Linked DNA regions of Mus musculus: region 2 is linked to region 1. Evidence: chromatin loops called from intact Hi-C (ENCODE). Cell type or tissue: heart. All regions are shown on one strand. Each heading gives the region's core, and the rest is flanking DNA. Links, peaks and the distances in the headings are about the cores only.

What was found. A loop is a pair of places that touch in the nucleus more often than their neighbours do. Peaks named below come from ENCODE experiments on the same cell type or tissue, not always from the same donor. Only the 100,000 strongest peaks of a DNase experiment are listed, where the experiment ranks them.
Region 2: it touches region 1 in a loop (2.7-fold over the local background); 12 of 42 quality-filtered maps call a loop at or near these places.

The regions. Positions count from the first base shown.
Region 1 is chr19:30,123,006-30,134,731 of GRCm38, reverse strand. It overlaps Gldc (glycine decarboxylase), which reads left to right. Exons shown (of 25, transcript NM_138595.2): 12 at 445-542; 13 at 953-1,037; 14 at 1,211-1,252; 15 at 2,918-3,060; 16 at 9,935-10,010. Among named protein-coding and RNA genes, the nearest start is that of Gldc, 47 kb to the left of the region's middle. In heart, for the core only: a CTCF peak has its summit at 6,410 (motif pointing right); a DNase peak (open chromatin) is centred at 9,271; H3K27ac peaks cover 564 bases.
Region 2 is chr19:29,973,179-29,984,904 of GRCm38, reverse strand. No RefSeq gene overlaps it. Among named protein-coding and RNA genes, the nearest start is that of Gm26046, 7.1 kb to the left of the region's middle. In heart, for the core only: a CTCF peak has its summit at 5,853 (motif pointing right); no DNase peak of the experiment used is centred there.

The sequences.
Region 1 (11,726 bases), core at 1,868-9,867:
TGTTGTGCTAGTGATTGAACAACACACACACACACACCACACACACACACACACACACATATACACACACACACACACACACACACACACACACACACACACACACACACACACAGGTAAAGACTTGACTAGTGAGCTATACCCTGTAGTTTACAGCTCTTAGTTGTTTGTTTGTTGCTGTCTTTTTGGTGGTGTGTGCTAGGTTTGAATTCAGGCCTTTTTTTTGTGCCAGGCAACTGATCTGGCTCTGTCTCAGATAATAACAAAGAACAAAAAATGTGCTAACTAATAGGTTCTAAGTATCCGTCCCTATATGTTTTCACTGGAGTGTTCAATAACTTTGGCCTTTACATGAATGTCCATTGTGTTAGATGTGCAATGTAGCCTGGAAGCTTCCAGCCTTATCCCTGTCCTTCAGCCTCAATGTTCTTTCTCTTTCTACAGGAATTAGTTGCTGAAGGCATGGGAGAGGAGCGGAGAGGTCTTCTAGGGTCTTCATTCAAGAGAACCAGCCCGTTCCTCACTCATCAGGTGTTCAACAGGTTTGTGTGGCTTCAGCAAATCCTGCATTTTGTGTTCTGGTGGTGGATCAGGGAGCCCTGGGGAGGATGCAGTTTCTGATGCTGACCACGCTAGGACCTGGGTTATTGCCACTCAGGCGAGCTCACTGATAGTCATGCCAGCAAGACCCCATCCCTGATGGGAGCCAAGCATACTTTGTCTCCTGGGAGCTCTGCTGTGCTGGGGAGAATTTACAGATGAAGTTCATCTCAGGAACCCCGTGTCCTCTTCTCAGTGGCCCCTTGTTGCTAGGGGTGCTCTGAGATCCATTAGAGTCTCTCCCCTCCATATCCATGAGTGAATGGGTCTTTGGAGTCAGGACTCCTTATTTTGTATGAGGACCGGCCTGACTCTAATTTAATGGCTCCACCCTTGTGTCTTATGTTCACAGCTATCACTCAGAAACTAATCTTGTCCGGTATATGAAGAAACTGGAGAACAAAGACATCTCCCTCGTTCACAGCATGATCCCACTGGTAGCTGTTTGTGGCCTTTCTCCTTACTTCTAGCCCTATCCGGATTCCCCCTGTGGGTCATATCCGATACACTGCAAGAGGGGAGCAACAGGGCCTCGAGGGGGGTGGGAAGGTTCATAGATGGGGCATAGCCAAGCACTAATGGATGTTCCTTATATATGTGCTTCTTCAAGGGATCCTGCACCATGAAGCTCAATAGCTCCTCCGAACTTGCAGTAAGTTGGTCACGTCTATATTATTAAGGGGGTATTTATGGGCCAGTTTTCCAGTTGGTACAGAAGCAAATGACAAAAACCTACCTAGACTGTGACTCCGTGCCTTAATGATCCTTTACTTTGTCATTCTCCAATCGTGGCAGAGACCCTGATATTTCTCACAACTTGATCAGTTAAATTTATGGATAAAGCTGAGTGTAGCTGTGTTCATGCTCTTTCTCATACACGCAAATATATATACACATATATAATTACAGACCCTGCCAGGTATGGTGGCATATGCCATTAATCTCAGCACAGTCTGGACGCAGGGGCAGGCAGATCTCTAAGTTTAGGGCTAACTTGGTCTAAAAAGTGAATTCAGGACAGCCAAGGCTATACAGACAAACTCTGCCTCAAAAACCAAAGCAAAACAGCAAAATGTATAGACATTTTAATATTCTTATTGACAAAGTTTTATCTCACGATATTTTTAAAGCCATTAATACAAGCTATCTTCCTGGCTCAGCATCCTAAGTAGCTGGGTCTATAAGCTTGCCCACCATGAGCAGCTATGTAAAGTGGTTATTATTACTACTATCTTTACCATTCTGTTTAGTATGTGATGTGTGTATGTGTGTGTGTGTGTGTGTGTGTGTGTGTGTGTGTGTGTGTGTGCATACACTTGCACAGTACAGTGGTTCTCACCTATGTATGGATCCCAGGGGTCAAAGCGAGGCCACAAGGCTCTGCGACAATCAACTTCATCACTGAGCCATCTTACCAACTCTTCAAATTTGTTTTTTTTAATTAAAATAATTAGGTGACTAGTTTTTTTTAAATCTGGACTTTAAAAAACTCTTACTTTTTATTAGTTTGTAGTGAGCCTCAAAGGTAGATGTAAGAAGATTAAGCACGTGCGGTAGGCTGCCTCGGTGGTAAAGGACTTGCCTGGCACTCAAGGGCTCTGATTTCCTTCATAGTTACAACAACAAAGACAAATTGACAGGCGTGTGCCTGTGATCCCAGCAGGGCCTTGAGTTCACATTTCAAAAACCAAACAGACAAACAAACATATCCCTCCTTCTAGAAATCCATTCACAATGTCAGAGGGTGAAATGGAAGGCTTAAGTTTGTTCTCTGTGTCAACAGAAATTTGATTGACATGGTGTTGCGATAGATCTGTATAAGATCTAGATCATTCCAACAGAGTTAATTCATTCCCATTATTTCTTGGGATTCTCCCGATGTTGCAAGCCATCTCGGGCAAAGGAACTGACTTTGGACTGGGTTAGGAAGGGTCTCTCCTGTTTATATTTCTGTCCTTGGCTTGCTCTGCTCAGTGAAAAAGTAATATGTTTGCATATGTACACATGTAAGTCATGCCCAAACTCACTGCTTCATGGATGGCCGTCTACTTTGGGACCTTTTTGCTCCTGGATAGGTAGAATAGTGTTTCTGTGGCAGTTTTCTTCGTGGCTTTTGTGTCCCGCTTGTACAGTGTAAACCATAATAGTTCTTATATCCTTGGGTTGTGCAGAGAAACCGAGTGTGTATTCTGAATGCCTTGAGAGCCCCTGGCTCCTTGGAACCATTCTTGGTGATGGTATATTGTCATCCCCAGCATCAGAATCCTTGTTCCCCTTACACCACACGCATGCTTATTTTCCTCTTCCTGCTCTTCAGCCCATCACCTGGAGAGAATTTGCCAACATCCACCCCTTTGTGCCGCTGGACCAAGCCCAGGGATACCAACAGCTTTTCCAAGGGCTGGAGAAGGATCTGTGTGAGATCACAGGCTACGACCGAGTCTCATTCCAGCCAAACAGGTAAGAGACTGCGTTGCGTTCCCTCTGGTTGGCAGCTCTACAATACCCACACCCAAGGGCAAAATATTCTTTTAGTGTAGCCTATTTTTAAAAAATAAAATGATTTAATTTTATTTTATATGTTTTGGTGTGAGGGTATCAGATCCCTGGGAACTGGAGTTGTGAGCTGCCATGTGGGTGCTGGGAATTGAATCCCGATCCTCTTATCCACTAAGCCATCTCTCCTGTCCCATCGGTGTAGTCATTTATTACCATTTATCATTCTCAGTTGACTGGCCATTTAGATTCTGCTGGAGGGGTATGACCAGACTTCCAAAGTGGCCTCATTTGCATAGATATAAATTTGGTGATCATTTGTGGGTTGGGAGAGAAATTAGGAATGTTGAATAGGGCTTGGGTTTCCCACCGTATGAGCCTCCCCGTGCTTTTCCTTGGGCCTCCTTAGAGATAGCATGGTACCTGGATTCAAAGGGAAATGTTCCAAACCATGCAAAATTACAAATGTTTCAAGTCCAGCTTCCCATGTTATACCGGAATCTCTGAAAGTAAACCGTGGTGCTTCAATTAAGATGAATTATTTACAGAAGTGAGCATAATAACTATAAATTTTGACATGTAAACCTTCCTTAATATTAAGAAACTCATCACTGGTTTCTCTGTTTCCCTGGGATATTTAGATCTTAAATACAAAACATCAAATAGTTTATCCCTGCTGGGCATGGTGACATACATCTATAATCATAGTATTTAGCAGGCAGACGTAGATGGATCTCTGTGAATTTGATGCCAGCATGGCCTTACATGGTTAATTCCAGGCCCGACAAGACTATGTAGTGGGGTTTTTCCCATTTTTGTTTGTTTGTTTAATTTTTGTTTTTTCCACTTATTTGCATAAATCATCAACCCCAAAGACATTGATAGTCTGGCCAAGAAAAGAGCCTAATATTTAATTGCCCTTGCCTTTCCCATTAAGCTCAGTGTGGCTTGCTTCAATTTGTTTCCAAAATTCTCTCTGCAGTTCTTAAACTCACTCCATAGCACACACCAAATACAATCTAGAAGCTTTTGGTTCAGAATTATGATACAATGTTTAAGGCAGCCAGAAACAAGAAGTGTATCTTCCAGGAACACATAAAGTAAAAGACAAGGTGAAATTACTGTCACCGTTTGGCTTCTAAAGTTGAGGAAATTGCTGGGCTGGCTAGTTTTATGTCAACTTGACTCAGGCACAGACATCAACAGAAGAAAGGCCTCCAGGAGATTGGGCTGAAGGCAAGAATAGGGCATTTTCTTAATTAGTGATTTGATGGGGGTTAGGGTAGTGAAGTCAGACTTGAGTTAGTATCACCTCTGGTGGTCCTGGGTTCTATACGAAAGTAGGCTGAGCAAGCCATGGGTGAGAGAGCCCGTAAGCAGCAGCCCCCCATGGTCTCCCGATTCCTGCCTTTTTTGAGGTCTTATCCTGAATTAACAGTGATGTAGAATTGTAAACCCAACAAACTCTCTTCTCCCCAGTTTGTTTTCAGTCATGTTTTCATCACAGTCATAGTAACCCTAACCAAGACAGTTGCTTTTGACAAATGAGAGTTCAAGTGGGCAGGGGAGATGGCTCAGTGAGTGATAGTGCCTGTTGAGCAGGCTTTGAGGAAGTGGTAGCAACCTGGGCTCTGGAGCAAGATGGGAGGTGAGACCGAGTCCTTACAATCTGCTGCTGTTTCTTTGTCTTTGTTTTTAAATCAAGACAAGATCTTACTCTGTAGCTTATGCTGGCCTCAAATTCATAGCAATTCTCCCAACTCAATCTCCCTGGTGCTGAGATTATAAGGCCTGAGCCACCAAACTACCTTCAGCTGTTTAGTTGTTAGAGTCCATAATATGATCTTTCCTTTAGGGACTATTTTTAACTCTCTGATTGGTTAATTAATTAATAATTAATTAATTGAGACAATTAGTCACTATGTAGTACTGGCTGGCCTAGAGACTCAATATGTAGACCAGGTTGGCCTCAATCTCACAAAGATTTATGTACCTCTGCCTTCCAAGTTCTGGGGTTAAAGCTGTGGGGTACCGTGCCTGCCTTATTGTCATTTTGGGGTTTGACTGAGGGTCTCAAGTATTCTAAGTGTGCAGTTTACCACAGCAGTTACCCCTCAACCCTTTTGTACAAAGACAAAATCCAAAGTTGGCCATGGTGTTGCACTCCCAGGATCCCAGCACCGGGAGACAGAGGTAGGGAGATCAGGAGTTTAGAACCAGTCTCAGTCTGGGCAATATGTCCTCAGGGGGAGAGAGAGCTGGGGACAGCTGAAACTCCTGATGACAGCTCCACTCCTGACTTCTGTGTTGCTTTGTGTGTGTGTGCGTGTGCGCGTGCGTGCACGCACATGTGCAAAATATGTGGAAATATTTCTCATAAGAAATAATTGGCTACAGTGAAACCTATCTCCAAATATTCCTCATTTACCACACTTCTCTGGTGTCTGTGAAATTAGACATTATGTTCTTCTTTAGGCACAAGGGAAGATTAAATACACAAACCTAGATAAAACTAAGCCTAATTTGAGGCAGGCACTTGTTTTGTTTTGGTTTTTCGAGACAGGGTTTCTCTGTATAGCCCTGGCTGTCCTGGAACTCACTTTGTAGACCAGGCTGGCCTCGAACTCAGAAATCTGCCTGCCTCTGCCTCCCAAGTGCTGGGATTACAGGCGTGCGCCACCACGCCCAGCTGAGGCAGGCACTTCTAAATTCAGTCTTTTCACCTATGATTCCTGGAAGGAGGGTTCCCATAAACAAACAAACAAACAGACACACACACATTGAGCTTTGCCCATAAATGTTTGCTCTACAAAGGAAACTTTGGCTGTTTATCTCCCCATCTCGGTGTGCAATGTTGTTTTTTATTTAGTTTTTTTTTTTTTTTCTCAATTCATATTGTCTAGCTTTGCTTGTGCACCCAGATGGGGAGGCTGGAGTTGGCCATAGAAAACTGGGGTCACTTCAACTACAGCCTCTTGCCAACTTTTTGGTTCTTGACCAGTTATTCTGGTTCCATCTGATAGCACTGAATTTCTTGGGGATTCTTTGAAGAATAAGTACTAGTTTTAGATGAAATCATCCAGTAGTTTCCCCATATTCTGAGGTGAACAGTGAAATGCACAGCCAAGCGCTCCTTCCTCTGAGTGATGGTGAGGCAGTTCACTCCACTGCTCACCCAGTGGGTCTGCGGCCCACTGTCCCTCGGCATCTCCTTGCAGGCCACCATGCAGCCCTGCACATGTCCCCTCCACAGCAATACTTTTCTGCCGGTCCCCAGCTGGTTTATACAGATAAGCATTTTTTTCATAATCCTTTTCCACCAACAGGTGGCACCAATAACCTTATTTAATGATCTCTCCAAAGTAAGCTTTACAGGGCATCCAAACATTTTTAGTGTTTAGAAAAAGAACAGTTGATATTAAGAGATCTAAGGCAGAAACTAGGCAGCATTTCCCACCTTTCCTGTACTGGTCTCCTGTTGGATTGCTGGCGCTTCTGTCCAAAAAGCACCTTCTTAAACACACACACACACACACACACACACACACACACAAAACGACAACAGCAACAACAATAAAAACCAATTTATTTGTTCATTTGTGTGTGAGAGAGTGTATGTGTGTGGATACATGTGCCATGTGATTTGTGTGAGACAAGTCATGGGAGTCACTCTTTCCTTCCTTCATGTGAGCCCCAGGGATCAAACTCAAGTCGTCATGATTGGCAGCAAGCCCTGCTTTAACCCCTGGCCCCTCCCACCATTCCCAGTGTCTTTCAATGTCCATCCATACCTGCCATAAGGCAAGGTGAGTGGCTGGTATGAGAACAAGTTAGGGGCAAATATAAAATATCTACACCATCTTCCCACCTTACCTCCCTCCAACTCCTTTCACACCCTCTTGCTCTCTCTTCCAATTCATGGCCTGTTTTTTCTTTCATTGTTACACACACACACACACACACACACACACACACACACACACGATCCGATGAGTCCATTGGTGTTACTTGAGTAAGACTTTAAGGCTGCCACTTTGTTGGATAACTAACAAGGGGGTTCATCCCTAGCGAAGGCTACTTACCCGTTCTTTGCCAAGGGGTGGAGCCTCATGAAATTCCCCTCTACCCTGTTAGCATGGCTATTGGTGTCGCCCTTGTTCATCTCATGTTTAGATAGCCATATGGTTGAAGTGTCACGGATGTGGCTTCCCCGTTATTTTTCGGAGACACGGTCTCACAGGAGTTTTGTTTCTGCCTATGTCTTCTTCATTGTTCCCAAATGTTAGGTTAGGAATTGTATTGTAGATGTCTTCACTAGGGCCAGGCACCCCGAGATCATTTATTCTCTGCATTTTGACAAGTTATGGTTGTCTTCAATGGCCTCCATCTGCACAAAGAGGAGTTTCTTTGTTAAGAGATGAAGGCTACGCGTATCTGGGTTGTAAGAATGCAGTTAGGAATTTTGCTTGGGTTTTGGTAACGTGATTTATAATGGGTTCTCCAAGATCCTTGATCTTACTATTCGTGTGTGGTTGGCTAGGTTTCCAGTATCTGGCTTGATTTGCTTCTGTTGGGCAGGCTGAAGTCCAATTAGACAGCTGTTGATTATTGTGGTGGTTTGAATATGCTTGGCCCAGGGAGTGGCACTATTAGGAAGTGTGGCCTGTTGGAAGAAGTCTATCACTGGGGGCAGGCTTTGAGACCCTCCTCCTAGCTGCTTGGGAGATAGTCATTTCCTGGTTACCTTTAGATCAAGATGTAGAACTCTTAGCTCCTCGCAGCACATCTGCCTGCATGCTGCCATGCTTTTTGCCATGATGATAATGGGCTCAACCTCTAAACCTGTAAGCCATCCCAAATTAAATGTTGTCCTTTATAAAAGTTGCCTGGCTCATGGCGTCTCTTCACAGCAGTGGAAACCCTAACTAAGACAGTTATCTTCAGGAATAGGAGTGTCACTACACATTTTTTAAAGTCCCTTACTACAAGGGGGAAGAAAGGCTTGTGTGTGAATTGTCAGGGGTGAAGGATAGAATTCAATTCCCAGCAAATCTCCTAAGCATTTCTTTCCCAGCCACTTCATAAAGCTACAGTTCCTTAGGTCCCTGGTGGGGAATGCACAGAACCCCGAGTCTAGCTTGTTGAGATAAGGCAGGCACATAGCATGAACATTGCAGTAACTTTTAATGTACAGTAGATGCACGGGCTGATCTTGGATCACATGAACACGTAAGGTAAAATACAATAAGGTTCTTAAAATTGGTGTGTGTGTGTGTGTGTGTGTGTGTGTGTGTGTGTGTGTCCGTCCGTGTGCGCGCCCACCCAAGGAAGTCAGAAGAAGGCATCAGGTTCTCATGACTGGTGTTTCAGGCAGTTCTGAGATGCTCAGCACGGGTTCTGGGATCTTAACCATCCTCTGAAAAGAGCTGAAATGCCCTTGACGGCTGAACTCTTCTAGCACCTGCAATAAGAGTTTTGCTGGAGGAAGGTCACTCATTCACCAGTCAGTGTTTATTATATCCTCTTTTTTTTTTTTTTTTTTTTTAAATTTGTGGACAAGAACCTTGCTTTTGGGAATAGCCAGCCTCTTTGGGGCCTACTTAGTGAAAACAAGTCAGTCACATTAGGAGCTGAAGGTACTAGCTCAGCACAAGGACCTGTGTGGAAAACTCCGGGATGAGAATTGGCTTGATATGGTTCAGGGATGGCCTGGACAGCTGGAGGGTGGTAGATGACAGCCATAGGACGGAGCTAGGGTCACCTGACTAAGTCGGCTTTGGGAGGGCTCATAGAGTTGGCCTTGTTGGTTGGGATGATTCAGTCTTGGTGTGGATTTCCTCACCATTCAGAACATCTGCATGGTTTTTAATTCCCCCATTTAATAGATGACAGAGCAGCAGGGGACCACGTAATGAGAGGTGATAGTGATTTTCAACGTACGGCGTTCATTTCCTTGTTCTTGAAATAAATAAAAGGCGTTAAGTGTGCTGGCACTTTTGGCTTCAGCTGTAAAATGAGAGATAAAAATGAGTGAGTGTAGCGTGGAGAACAAGGCTCTGTGAAGGAGGCAGAGAGGCAGAGAGCCCTGATACCTCTCACTTCCCCTTCCCTGCTTCATGGAGAACAAGAACTCTGACCCATTTGCAGTTGTCTCAGCTTTGCTCACAGGAGCATTAGTCATTAAGCACGCTCTCAAAGTGGTGCCTGCAAGATAATGGCAGGCTTCTAGCAGCCACACATTCAAAGGGCAGGAACAATGTGTGATAGGAATGGAAAGTTTCCATGGCGATAGTGTGGCCTTTGCATGACTCAATATTTGATGGTATCGGAAAAAGCTTATTTTTCTAGGCGTGATCATTAGGCTGCAGTCACATTTTTAAGATTTCTTTCCTCTGAAAAAGACTCGTTGGTTTGAGCTGATAAAACATGAGCCTGGTGATGGTTTCACAATTGCTTAGTTCAGCATAGAGGGGTTTGTTGAGTGCTGGGTGTGTTTAGGAATGAGACTTGCCACAAACTGATCCTAATATCTTCTTATAATTTCTAATTTCCCCCTTGTAAAAACCCAGACAATGGGTTCCTTATTATTCCCACAATTTTTTTTAAAGCCAGTCAAATTCCCCCTAGTAAGACCAGGTTGATTCTAAGGTCCTGAGCTGATAAGCATGGCTCACCTTTAGTTGGTGCCAACCTGTTAATCTTCTTTCTATAAAGATGCCATATGATAGGAACCTGGACCATGGCTGCCTAATGTGTAATCAGTGTCTGCTAAATCCTAAATGAACACGGGGAAAGCTTGGAGCCCACAAGCCTGACTCTTCTCTTCTTGTCTTTGCAGCGGAGCGCAGGGGGAGTACGCCGGACTGGCCACCATCAGAGCGTACTTAGACCAGAAAGGAGAGAGACACAGAACAGTGAGTGAGCATGGGCAGGTGGTGCTCGATCCCTGGGGGAGGTTGAAGGCTCGGATCTCGGAGTCCCTTCTGTTCTGTGGGACCTACCTTTCCAGCCTTGGTGGAAGTAGACAGGGAGACATATAATCAAGAAACCCTTTTCTGCCACGTGATCATCAAAGACATCCCACGTAATCACGGTGACAGAAAACGTTCAGAAATAAAAGGCTTTTGTGCAAACCCAGCATATGGAGTAGTCAGTGGGCCATGAAAGTGCTCTCTAGGGAGAAGGAGGCAGGAACCTTATTGCTGCCATTGCCACCCTCCTCATTAGCTCCGCCCTAGCCCTGGGCCTAAGATTAAGCAATTTTGAGCCTAAGCATAGTCTAGGCCATATGTAAGATACCACTGAATAACTACGTTCCCCCTAACACTAAGCAGATTGTTCCTAGCACTAAGCAGCCATGAGGTTGGGGAGCAGATGTATTTCTGCTGCATGCTCTGCTTTGGGCATGAGAGTCGGGTTTGCAAAAAAGTGACTCCTGGGGACCACTGGGGTCCTTATCTACGTAGCTGGTGCTACTGGGCACCACCACTGTCCCAGAAAGACGTGTTGTGATCTATGCAAAGCCTCTCCTTAAGGCCAAAGGAGGCCTCTGTTCCTGGCCCCTTCATTTTGGAGGCCAGCTCCGTGCTAGGTTTTCTGCTGAGCTGTGGAGCTGGAATTCTTAGGGTAGGTATCAGGAGCAGGACAAACAGGCCCTGACTGTTCCAGGAGAGCTCTAGAAGGTTCTTACCTAAGCGGGTCACGTCAGTGCATGGCAGCCCAAGCTCATGTCCTTTCTGAGCTTATTGAAGCTGATTTTTTCCCCCTTCTGGTTAGTCTGAATTTTACAATGAAGAATTTTAAAACTTTCACATCTTCCTTTAAAAGTACATGAGCAAGGCATGTCCTCTCCCTCTGTAGCCTATCCATCTGATTTTAAAAGTGTGTCTTCCCACTGGGAATAGAATAATAATTCCTCCTCCTCCTTCTCACCCTCCTCCTCTTCCTCCTCACCCTCCTCCTCTTCCTCTTCCTCTTCCTCCTCTGTGGTGTTGGAGATGGAACCCAGGCCTTTCCCATACTTATGCAATACTGTAGACCTGAGCTACACCATCAGGTTTTGTTTGTTTACCATTTTACTGCTATTATTACAGACATGTAGTCCAAGCTGGCCTCACACTCTCTGTTCAGCTAGGAACGCCTTGAACTCCTTACCCAACCCCCTGCCTCCACCTCCCCAGATGCCGAGATTGTCTTTCTGTGCACACGCTCCACTTGTTTTGATGTTCGGATATGTTTGTACGTTAGTTGAGATAGGGTCTCAGTACATAGTTCAGGCTGGACTTGAACAGTGCAATTGTTTTGTCTCAATACCCTAAGTGCTGAGTTCACAAATGTATTCTACCATAGCTATCATTTGAACTGACTTTTAAAAAAATATTTATTTATTTTATGTATGTGAGTACACTGTAGCTGCTTTCAGATACACCAGAAGAGGGCATCAGACCCCATTACAGATGGTTGTGAGCCACCATATGGTTGCTGGGAATTGAACTCAGGACCTTTGCAAGAGCAGTCAGTGCTCTTTTTTTTTCTTGTTTTTTTTTTTGGGGGGGGGGGTGCGAGAGGGTTTCTCTGTGTAGCCCTGGCTGTCCTGGAACTCACTTTGTAGACCAGGCTGGCCTCGAACT
Region 2 (11,726 bases), core at 1,569-9,568, 150 kb after region 1:
GTGGATGCTGCCCCGGGCGACCTGACCTGCGTCCTTGACCATGACTCCAGTCTGAGGTTTCAGTACCTTGGCTGCATCCCAAGTCTGGCGTGGGAGGGCAGATTTTTCCCATGTGCTCCGTAATTGCCTGTGGTCAGGCCTGAGAGATCACACACAGGGTTTGGGGCAGAGGTTAACCTCTTCACTAAGAAACAATTTACATCTTCCTCAGCGGGGTATTGACTATGGCAAACCCATACAGTGTTTCACAGTATAGCAGAGAAACCAGATTCTGGTGGCAGCATGATTGGGAGAGAGAATTGTTGGAAATAGATGATTTCCTTGAAATGGACGGTTGAAGAGTGTGGGCTTTAAGGAATGTGATGGTAGCATGGTTAGCGACTCGGAGGCCATTGCTGTCCCTAATTCTGACTGAGCTTGGGAAGTGGAGAGGAGAGAATCTCCTTGAAGGAGGTGCTGTTCAGGAGCTGAATATAACTGCTTCCTTCCGAGCTACAGCCCAGCAAGGTGACTGGGCTGCAGGTCCAGAGTCACACTTTGAAGAAGCCATCTGTCTTTTGCTAGTGCTTTTTATCTGCCTCACCCAAGTGAAACCAGAGGGCCAGGGAACCTGTTTGATGTGGTCAGTAATGGAGTAGGACGTAAAGAGTGGAGAAAGGAGAGAATTTGAATCGTGGAGGCAAACCAGATGTCCAGCTCAGCACTTTCACTATGTGCATGACTACATGCATGTCCAATCACTGTAGGACTACACGCATGTCCAATCACTGTGGGACTGCATGCATGTCCAGTCACTGTGTGACTATACATGCTCAGTCACCATGTGACTACATGCATATTCAATCACTGTAGGACTACATTCATGTCCAATCACCGTGGGACTGCATGCATGTTCAATCACCATAGGACTACATGCATGTCCAATCACTGTAGGACTACATGTATGTCCAGTCACTGTAGGACTACATGCATGTCCAGTCACTGTAGGACTACATGCATGTCCAGTCACTGTAGGACTACATGCATGTCCAGTCACTGTAGGACTACATGCATGTCCAATCATTGTGGGACTGCATGCATGTTCAATCACTGTGAGACTACATGCATGTTCAATCACTGTGTAACTAACTGCATGTTCAATCACTGTGGGACTACATGCATGTTCAATCATTGTAGGACTACATGCATGTTCAATCACTGTGGGCTACATACATGTTCAATGTGGCATCTATCATGCAGCTAGCTTGTTTGCCCATATACCTTTTATTTTCTATTAAGTCATTAAACTAAATATTTTCCTGCCTATGCTCATTTCCACAATTGTGGCTGATACAGCCTCCAGGAGCTAACACGGGCTGCAGGCGGACCGTCTTGTTTTCCTGTGTCTTTGTTAACTATAGATGTATTATCTCTAATCTTTGCCAGTTTACCAGAGGAGAATCATGCCTTCCTGTTTCAATCAGCATGTCTTTGGCTTCTAGTTTTACTTAAAATTACAAGACCAAGTTGCTCTTGGCACACCACATCACAACACAACTGATCCTGGAGCTTCCCGGCTGAAAAGGAAATGTCTGCTGGTGAAGCTCAGGGCTCAGAGCTTTGTTTACTGCTCTAGAGCCTGGCATTAACGTAGGAGTAGGCAGAGACAATCAGATATCCGAGGAAAGATGCACAGAAAGAAAGGTGACAAAACACATACGCGAGATTCTAATTGTCTTTTGTAAGGCAATGGGGACATTTGCTCGTGTGTGTGTGTGTGTGTGTGTGTGTGTGTGTGTGTGTGTGTGTGTATGTTGGTGCCCAGAAGTCAACCTTGGGCACCTTGGATATTATTCTTGAAGAGCCTTGTTTTTATACATTTTTGTCTGTTTCTTTTGAGATAGAGTCTTTCATTGGGACCTGGGCAATTGGACTAAAATTAGAAATGTTTAAAAAGTAGTTTTGCAATAATTTTTCATCCTATCGTCATTTTCCATGTGGACTAAATATACCAATCTCTCAGGCCTCAAGGCTTAAGTTGGAGGCTATGTATTTAGACAACTCCTCAAGTAGACGCCAGCTTCCCTGAGACTGGCAGTAGTGACATTTTGGGGGTGAGGTATGACGTCACAACGTATGGCAATGCCCAGACAGTATCTGTGTTGGTGATTCTATGATGGATTCTCTAATTTCCAATGAGGAAGATGCCACCATTTGCCCTTGTGTCCTTCTCACGTTTGGGTTAGACGTTTCGTTGTTCTCGTGTCTGTTTATACTCAACTTGATTTGCGCATTTCCTTGTCTCGAAGACTTCAGGCTTAGTTTGAGCGATTTCTCCATTTTTCCACACACATTTCACATACAATCACTTCATTTAGTGCAGAACCTTTATGATAATGACACAGATTGTTAAAAACCATTTCTTTCTTCCCCATTTCACTTTCTCTCTTGTGTGTTTCTCTGAGCTTTTCTACCCAGGCCACAGGGGAATTAGAGCTCCCCTCCATGTTTTTGAGAGAAAGAACAGTGTAGTCTGAAGAGGTTCCTTGTGATTGGCTTAGTGCTCAAGCTTCTGTGACAAAGCACCACGGGGTGTGTGATGCAGACAAGTGCCGCTCACGGTTCTGGATGCTAGAAGATGAAATATAATGATGACGAAGGTTTGCTCTGTGGCTGAAGACCTTTCTCCCGGCTTGTCACCTTCTCATCATGTCCTCCCATGGCCACAGTCCTCTGGTGTCTCTCCCCACTCCATGACCTCACGTGTAAATCAGACTTTTCAACACAGTGAGCAAACCTGGAGGAGCCTGAGGTAAGGGAGCACAGCAAGGTGGTGGGAGCACGTGGTAGAGGAGGCTGCCACCTTACAGAAAGGAAAGGACCAGGGAGGGACTAAGGTCATGTTATACAGTTTGAAGGTATAGCACCAGAAACTCACTTCCTCTTACTACACCCTACCTCCTAGGTTTGCTAACACTTCCCACAATAGTGCAGTGCCCTGGAGCTGGGGACGGGGACTGTGCCTCAAACACACAGTGAGAGCATGCGGCAGACATTTCATACTGAGACAGCAGCAATACATACCTTCATGAAAACCATGAAACTAATCTCCTTCAGGCTCTGCCTCCAAAGACATCACAAACTAGGCTTTCAACATAGAAATTTTGGGAGCTCATAGAAGTCTCTGCCCACCCTAAGGTCCATAGGAAATCCTAGCTCTAGCCACTGGGCAATTATTTCATACCTAACATTTGTAAAGCATTTGAAGAGCCATGTCTCCTAAACTTTAAAATACATGCAATTAGCCTAGAATCAATATTCATATAATGAAGATAATTTACATCCTTATGAAGATCTTCAGATACATACCTCCCTCTCATCTTCCTCCCATACTTCTGAGAACAGACACTAGGCCTTTCAAGGCACTCTACCATTGAGCTACATACACCATTAGTCCTTGGTTTTGTGAGATAGTGTCTTGCTGTGTACCCAAGACTGGCCAGGAACTTGCTATAACTGCCCCAAATGGCCTCCAAATCATGATCCTCTTGTCTCTACTACTGAGTACTCAAATGCTGGGATTACAAGTATTAGTTACCAAGCCTGGTAAGAAATCTGTTTCCAACCTTCTAGAGAGTGCTGCTGTTGCTGTTCTGAGAACTGTATCTTCAGTAGCTATGACACAGACCACAAATACTCAGTAGCATTGATATGGAAACATGCAAGACAAAGAATTTGAGCTTTGTTCTTAAGATCCACTTTAGAAATAAGGCATATGAATGAATTACATATGCATAAATTATGCATAAAAGAGCAATGACTGTCAAATTTGGCTTACTATGTTAAAGTATATTTGGTTTCAAAGAGTTTGGTAGGTGTTATACATCTTAGACCCAGACTTTACCAGCACTTTAACATGTCTGATTCTCTTGATATTCTTCTAAGTCTTTCCTTCTGAGATGGGAATGAGCAAAGACTGACTCTCTCTTTCGGGAAGGCGTTAGGAGTTAGCAGGAAAGGACAGTAGAATGTTGGTAGGTGTGGATCAACTTCACTTTCGCTCAAAATTGTATTGTGCTAGGTAAGGTAGATCATGCTTCCAATCCATGGTCTCGGAAGGTGGAGGCAGGAAGATCAGATTCAAGGTCATCCTTGGCTACCTAGTGAGTCTAAGGCCAGCCTGGGCAACAACATTCTGAACATGAAAAATACTACTCGAACTTTAGGATCTGTAAAAAACACCTAGGATGCTTGAGGACCCCGCAGCTTGAGGGGCTGTGTTCCGATTTGTTAGTCCTAGCAGTGGGGGAGGTTGAAGAATGCACTTTAAGGGGCATTCCAGGTGCGTCTGATTGAGTTGGCCCTGTGTTTTGGGTAATAATAAAAACACGTCCCTGCCTTTGCCCAGAACGGTGGCAGGCGCTCTGGCTCCTCCTTGCTTAGCTCTGAGATAGGGTGACACAAGGCCCACTCCCATCACTGGATCACTCTCGGCATCTCTTTTGTTCCTCTCGGTTTATAATTTTGCCTGGGATTACAGGCCTGAAACTGTTGCCCACGCTCTCTGGCTCCTCTCAGCTTCACTTCACCAAGCTGCCATAACCATCCCATTCTCTCTCTCTCTCTCTCTTCCTCTCTCTCTCTCTCTCCCTCTCTCTCTCTCTCTCTCTCTCTCCCTCCCTCCCCCCCTCCTTCTCTCTCTTTATCTCTCTCTCCACACCTTTGCTCCAAGGATGAAAAACACTCAGATAACTTTATTATTTTAGAAATTGTCAGCTAGCACAAATTGCTAGGCACAGAATCTCCTGCCTTAAACTTTTCAGCTCGCCTGTACCAGCTTGCCTCTGCTGACTTCCTTGGCTACCTGCAGCGGCCGCTGGTTCTAACTTCCTGGAGTTACTACATGACTGTTTCATTCTTCTCCGTCCAAGGCCTAGCTGTAAAGCCCTTCTCTTTCCCTGTGTCTCTTTTTCCTCCAGGGACCCGGAAGTCCCTCCTGTCCCTTCTGCCAGCAACTGGCTCCTGGCCTCCTTTATTGACCAAATCAAGAACCAATTAGGGAGCCAGACTTCAGTATCAGCACCTCCCCCTACAGCCCTACACACTGTTTTGAGAAACATTGAATTTCCAGATGGGCAATCACCTCTGGACAAGTAAAAGAAAACAGGCAAATATTACCATCTGTTCAACTGCAGCCTTTTTCGTTTTAGAAGAGAAAAGTAAAAGATAGCATCCACCCATCAGCAAACGGTCTGCCAGCCGTCTCTCTGTAAATCTGGCAAATGCAAATTGGCATCACTCACATTTCACACAATCCTGGGATTGTAGAACTGTAGCCTGAGAGCATTTGTTTACTCCCTTATTTCTATAGATCCTATGGAAATGAGCACATTTACATGGGGTCCCAAGAAGCACACATGCACACTCATACATACATTTTACCGAAGCAAAGGTTTCATCAGAACTTGTAATATACCGATTTTGTTGTTATAATCAGATATTTCAAAGTCTAAAAACAACCCATGGCACTAGGATTAGTGTGCTAAGCCTGTTGCTTCAGAAACACTAACGTGATGTAGCTGTTTCACTTCACAAATGTTCACAAGCTAAGAGCAGGAACAGGAAGGACTCATCTCAAAATCATGTGGCTAGGAACAGGGCACCTCAAAGCTAGCACTCAGACATTAGACTTTTAATTCAATGGTATATCCACTATGATCCACTATATAGCAAAGTGTTTTATAGATCCTGGCCAGTTTTGTTTTGTTTTGTCTTGGTTGAATAGAGGGATCTATTTCTATTGACTAGATTGCTTAGTTAAAATATATTGAAGGGCACATGTCTTTTCCCTAAACACTCCACTGGGTGGCAGTGTAAACTCTTCTCATACTGAGTCACTCCAGTTTATCTGAGATAAATCCGTATTTATAATCTGTATCTGCACCCCTGGCCTGTAACTATCCAAACTGGTATTCCAGTTATTCCCACCCTGGAGAAACTATTATGTGGTAGTTGCTTTTAGTGGAGTAGATCTAAATAGATGGCTAAATACAATTATCGTAACTTGGTCATTTTCAAAAGAAGTAATCAGATTTGTAAAATACACAATTTGAAAAATGGGATACGGAATTAATCAGAGAGTTCTCAAAAGATGAAACATGCATAGCAGAGAGACACTTAAAGCAATGTTCAAATCCGTAGTCAGGGAAATGCAAATGCAAAGAACTCTGAGATTCCATCTCCAACCTGTCAGAATGGCTAAGATCAATAACACAAACGACAGCTCATGCTGGAGAGGTGTGAGGAAGGGGGAACACTTGGTGGTGGGAGCACAAACTTGTACAGCCCTGTGGTGATCAGCGTGGCAGGCCCTTGGAAAGCTGGGAATAGATCTACTCGGGCATATACCCAAAGGACTCTACATCCTGCTACAGAGATGCTTGTCCATCCATGTGTTTTTGCTAGTTTAGCCAGAAACAGGAAACAACCTAGATGCCCGTCAACTGATGACATACGGAGGTTGGGATGAGTGATGGATAATGAACATGTGGTCCATTTACAAAACGGAATATTACTCAGCTGTTTAAAAAAAAATTACGAAATTTGCAGGTGGCCAGATGGAGTTGTGGAAAAAGAATCATCCTGAGTGAGGTGAACTGAGACCTAAAGAGACACATGCTGCAGGTTTTCTCTTATATGTGGATGTAGGCTTGGCAGCCTTTGATATGCATGCTAGGGTGTACAGTAGCACAGAAGTTAGATATTTACTAAGGAACTGGTGGGGGTGGGGGAGAAGAGGATCTTTCAAGGAAGGAAAAAGTTGTGAAAAGACAGGATAGGAGCTGGAGTGTGAGGATTAAATGGGGAAGGGGAGGGGAAAAGGAGGTTTGGTGGTTTGGATGAGAATGACCGCCATAGACTCTTAGGTTTGAATGCTTGGTCTACAGTTAGTGGAACTGTGTGGGAAGGATTGGGAGGTGTGGCCTTGTTGGAGGAGGTGTGGCCTTGTTGGAGGAGGTGTGTGACTGGGTAGTGGGCTTTGAGATTTCAAAAACCCATGCCAGGCCCAGTCTCTATCTCTCATCCTGCTGCCTGCAGATCAGCCATGCCTGTCTGTTTCTTGCCATGATGATCTTGGACTAGCCCTCAAAAACTGTAAGCAAGCCTCCAGGTAAATGCTTTTTTAAAAATAAGAGTTGCTTTGGTTATGGTGTCTCTTCACAGCAACAGTAACTAAAGATGTGGGGCATAAAGGAGGGAATATGGGGAGCGACAAGCAAGACTGAGGGTTATCTGGGGGCCAGATGGTAGCCTACAACAGTAGAAACTTCCTAAAATATAAACATATATGAGAGAAATCTAAAGGGAGTCAACAAACAGTGGCCGAGACAGTGCTCCACTAAACATCTTGAATGTGTTACATCTAGATGAGTCATGTGACAAAGGGCACCAGGGAAACCCCAGACACCTCAGATGATTGCCAAGGCTATCAGCCACTCTCTGCAAACTGATGGTGATGCCCTTGCTGCAGACAACACTTCCAGACCTCACTGAACACAGAGAACAGAGACGTCGTGCTGGTGCCTAAGAAGAGGCTTTGCCCTACTGGTTCACAGTACTGTAAGGTACTCTGTCCACAGTTAGAGGAGAGAGGTAGCCATCAACCCAGCTTTAAACCCTGAGATTACAGTGGTGGCCTGCCTGCAAAATATGACACTGATGGCACAGTGGGAGTAACCAACTACTTTCTGATTGGGTTTGAGACCCACTCCACCTGGTGGAGCCCATGCATGACACTGCATAAAGGGCCAAGAGCTTGAGACTGGGTAGGCTATGGTCCTAGGAGAGAACCAAATACTATTGTTTCTGCTAAAGGAACATAGCAACAAGACGACTGCTAATGCTATTCTGTTATACCCATAGACCAATGTCTCACTCAGCCATTACCAGAGAACCTTCTTGTGGTAGGTGGGAACTAACACAGAGACTCACAGCTGGCTAATGCAGACAGTGAGAGATTATGGAGCATTCAGTCCAAAATGGGATGTTGTCATCAAAGCCTCACCTGAGGCTCAGAGAACCCTGCAGATGAGAAGGTGGAAAGATTTTAAGAGTCAGAGAGGATGGATGGCATAGAAACAGTATCCTCCAGGCACTACAGGACTGATGTATAGTATGTGGTCTCTCAGAGACTGGTAGCGCACACAGGGTCTGCATAGGTCCAAGCCCATGGTCCCAGCACTGACAGTGGGGAAGTGGGAAGTGGACTCCTATATCCTAACAGAGAAGCTACCTGCAATTGATGCCTACTTCCAAAGGAAAAATTAATTTTCTCCAATGGAATCTCACTGGGTCTGTTAACCGCATTTCAGAATAAGCCCTACACCCAGCCCTAGATGGTCAACACAAAACAAACTCAAAGCTATTTTTGTAGACTTTTTATCTCATGTTGGTTTATTTGGGCATTCTTTCGCTTATTGGTCTTTTACTTATAGATTTTGGTTTTCATTTTGTGAGAAGTATGTGAATTTCTTATTATTTTTGTTTGTTGTTTTTTAAAGACATGAAGACACAGGGTTGGGTGGATAGGATCTGGGGGGAGGGGGAGAGTCTGGCCAGAATATATTGGCTGAAATTTTTTTTTCAGTTAAAAATCTTATTTAAAGAATATAAAGAGAAATATTTTGGCTGGAGAGATGGCTCAGTAGTTAAGAGCGCTGCCTATTCTTCCAGAGGTCCTGAGTTCAATTCCCAACAACCACATGGTGGCTCACAGCCATCTATAATAGGATCTGATGCCCTCTTCTGGTGTTCCTGAAGACAGCGACAGTTTCCTTGTATACATAAAATAAATAAATCTTAAAATAAATTCTGTTTTGCATGATATTTTTCTTAGTTGTACCACTAGGTAGTGATCTCTCTCTCTCTCTCTCTCTCTCTCTCTCTCTCTCTCTCTCTCTCTCTCTCCCTCTCCCTCTCCCTCCCACTTTCCTCTGTTTTTCTTTTTCTTATTCTCTTCCTCCCTTCTACTCTCCCCTTCCTCTCTTCCAGCAGCATCCTGTGAGCAGCAGGGAGCTGGCAGGTGGATCCCAGAAGGATTAGATTCTTGTTCTTTGGAGTAAATCCCAGGACTGTCTCAAGTTTCGTAGAACTCAAAAGCTCTTACGTTTATCATGGGTCTGACTGAATTTTAAATCAAAATTTATTCCCTATTTTTTGATACATGGATACAGATTAAATCAAGGTTCAATCATGGTCCCACTTAGACATCTTTTCATCTTGAGCAACTTATTTACTCCTTAGCAGCTTTAACTATGGGTGTTCACATGACCCAAGTGTTGCTGAAGACATTATAGTATCAAAGATGAAGGAAGACAGCCATTGCTGCCCTCAAGCACTAGGGTAGGACAAACAGAAGAAGCAAAATGTATGAAGATTGAACAACTAGTCACTGAGTACATTATTAGAGTTAACAACAATGTTTTAAGCTTTCCAAGGCTATTGGACACAGTATTAATATAACTCATTGTGTTTCTGTAAGATACCAAAAAGAAAATACAACATAATAAAATTTGATTGCATCAAGAAATACTAAGGGCAGGTGGTGGTGGCACACACCTTTAATCCCAGCACTTGGGAGGCAGAGGCAGGCAGATTTCTGGGTTCAAGGCCAGCCTGGTGTACAGAATGAGTCCAGGATAGCCAGGGATACACAGAGAAACCCTGTCTCGAAAAACAAACAAACAAAAAAACAAAAAAACAAAACAAAAAAAAATACTAAGTTACAAGAAACGTAACACAGCAAATATCCTAGAAGGTCTAGAACTATTGAGAGACAGAAAATAAAACCCAAATTAATAAAGGACCACACAGTGTTTGTGGGTTAAAAGGCATTCCTGTCAAGATTTCACTTTCTCCAATTACCCTTCGGATTCCATGCAATTATGAGGAAAATGTAGACTGTGTATTTAAACACAGTTATCCATTTAAAAATTCATGTGGAAATGCAGAACATTAGGAATAGATAAGATACCTATTGAAAAAGCACAAAGTTTGGAACCCAGTCTATTGGCTATGAAGATTACCTATTCAAAGAATGACACCCAACCAATGAAACCTCAAAAAGTTTGTAGTTTAACAATAAAGTATGGGTAAGACATGAAGTGAAAAAGAATGCATATGTTACACATGGGAGCATAAGGTGGTGTAACCACTTCCGAAAACATTGTAGCATAAACACTCTTCTCCCTGAGGAGACTACAGTCCCACTCTTTTGGCTCCTGTGACCGAGCACCTGACAGGAGCAAAATCAGGGAGAAAGACTTTTATCTTGGTTCCCTCTACACTCATCCATCATGACAAGAAGACATGGCACAGGGCTGGGACAGTTGAAGCATGCGGTGGCTAGTTACATGGTAGCAGCCAGGAAGCAGAGTGTTCAGCAAGAATGTAACCCCACCTTTATGTTCGTATGCCAGCAACTAAGTCCAACATCCAAAAGGTTCCACAACCTCCCCAAACTACACCAGATGGGGACCCCGTATTCAGATGCATGAGGCTGTGAAGGGCATTTCCATCTAAGCCACAACGTACTTGTAGAGAAACCCTTGCACATATCTGGTGGGGAACATGAGGAAAGCATGGGAGTGTTCAGAGCAGTGCCGTGTATAACGGAAAGAAACAGAGCCTTGATTGGATACCTAGTAGCAGATGTAAGTCTCATTGTTGATGAGCGAAAGAGGAAGGATGGCCTGACAACGTATATTGTCCCTGAACAGTGTCTTCTATACTGTCCAACCAGAAAATGTAGAATAAATGATTTTTTAAACCCAAGCAACGTACTTCATCATGTCCCTTCTTTCTGCCTCCATTTTCAAAATAATTTCTAAGCCAGGTGTGGTGAATATAATCCCTGAACTTGGGGGCCAGACAAAGGCTGTGGGTTCCAGGCCAACCTGGTCTACATAGAGAAAGTAACGTAGTGGGACCTGGTCTACAAACAAACAAACAAACAAACAAAACAAAACAAATGAACAAAACAAACCATAACAGTAGGGAGAATGGCTGTAAAAGAGAGACCATTTGCTGATTCGAAACTCTGACTTGAGAAAGTCAAGAGTGGAGTATACAAGAAAACACTTTAAGAACAGTTTCATGTCCAATTTGAAACAAGTTTGTTGGTCTTTGACTTGCACACTGACTTTGTCTTCATTTTAAAACCTTACACCCTAATAAAGCGAGCCAGACGAGCCATGGGAGGGTGTGGTCAGTTCCTTTTGCAATAGTAGTGAGCTAATGCTTGGGAGCTACCCTTTCCTCTGAGCTGAGGCAGTGACAACCACTGATGAGAACAGCAGCTGCCTGAGGAAATTGTCCCCTCCCTCTCAGTGCATGAGAGTGGCTTTCTCCATGAAGGCCACCATGCCAAGGAGTCTGTTTACCCCACGAAGCCCACTTACAAGAATACCAAATGTGCTCTCAATCAAAGCAACAATCCGGTTTAAGAATTGAATCCCGTCTCTCTGCATCTCTCTGGAACAGAAAAGATGGAAGGAGGAAGAGGAGAAGGACCTCTTGGGAAAGAAGAGACTCGGTTCATATTCTAGGGCAAGAAAACATTGTTAACTTCTTAGATTATCTTATTATGCAAAAACAATAATCCCAAAGCAAATAGTGAGAGGGTTAGAGGGGTCAGACACATCTGGTCTCTAGTGCTGGTGTTGCTAACTAGCCAAATTCTAATGCTA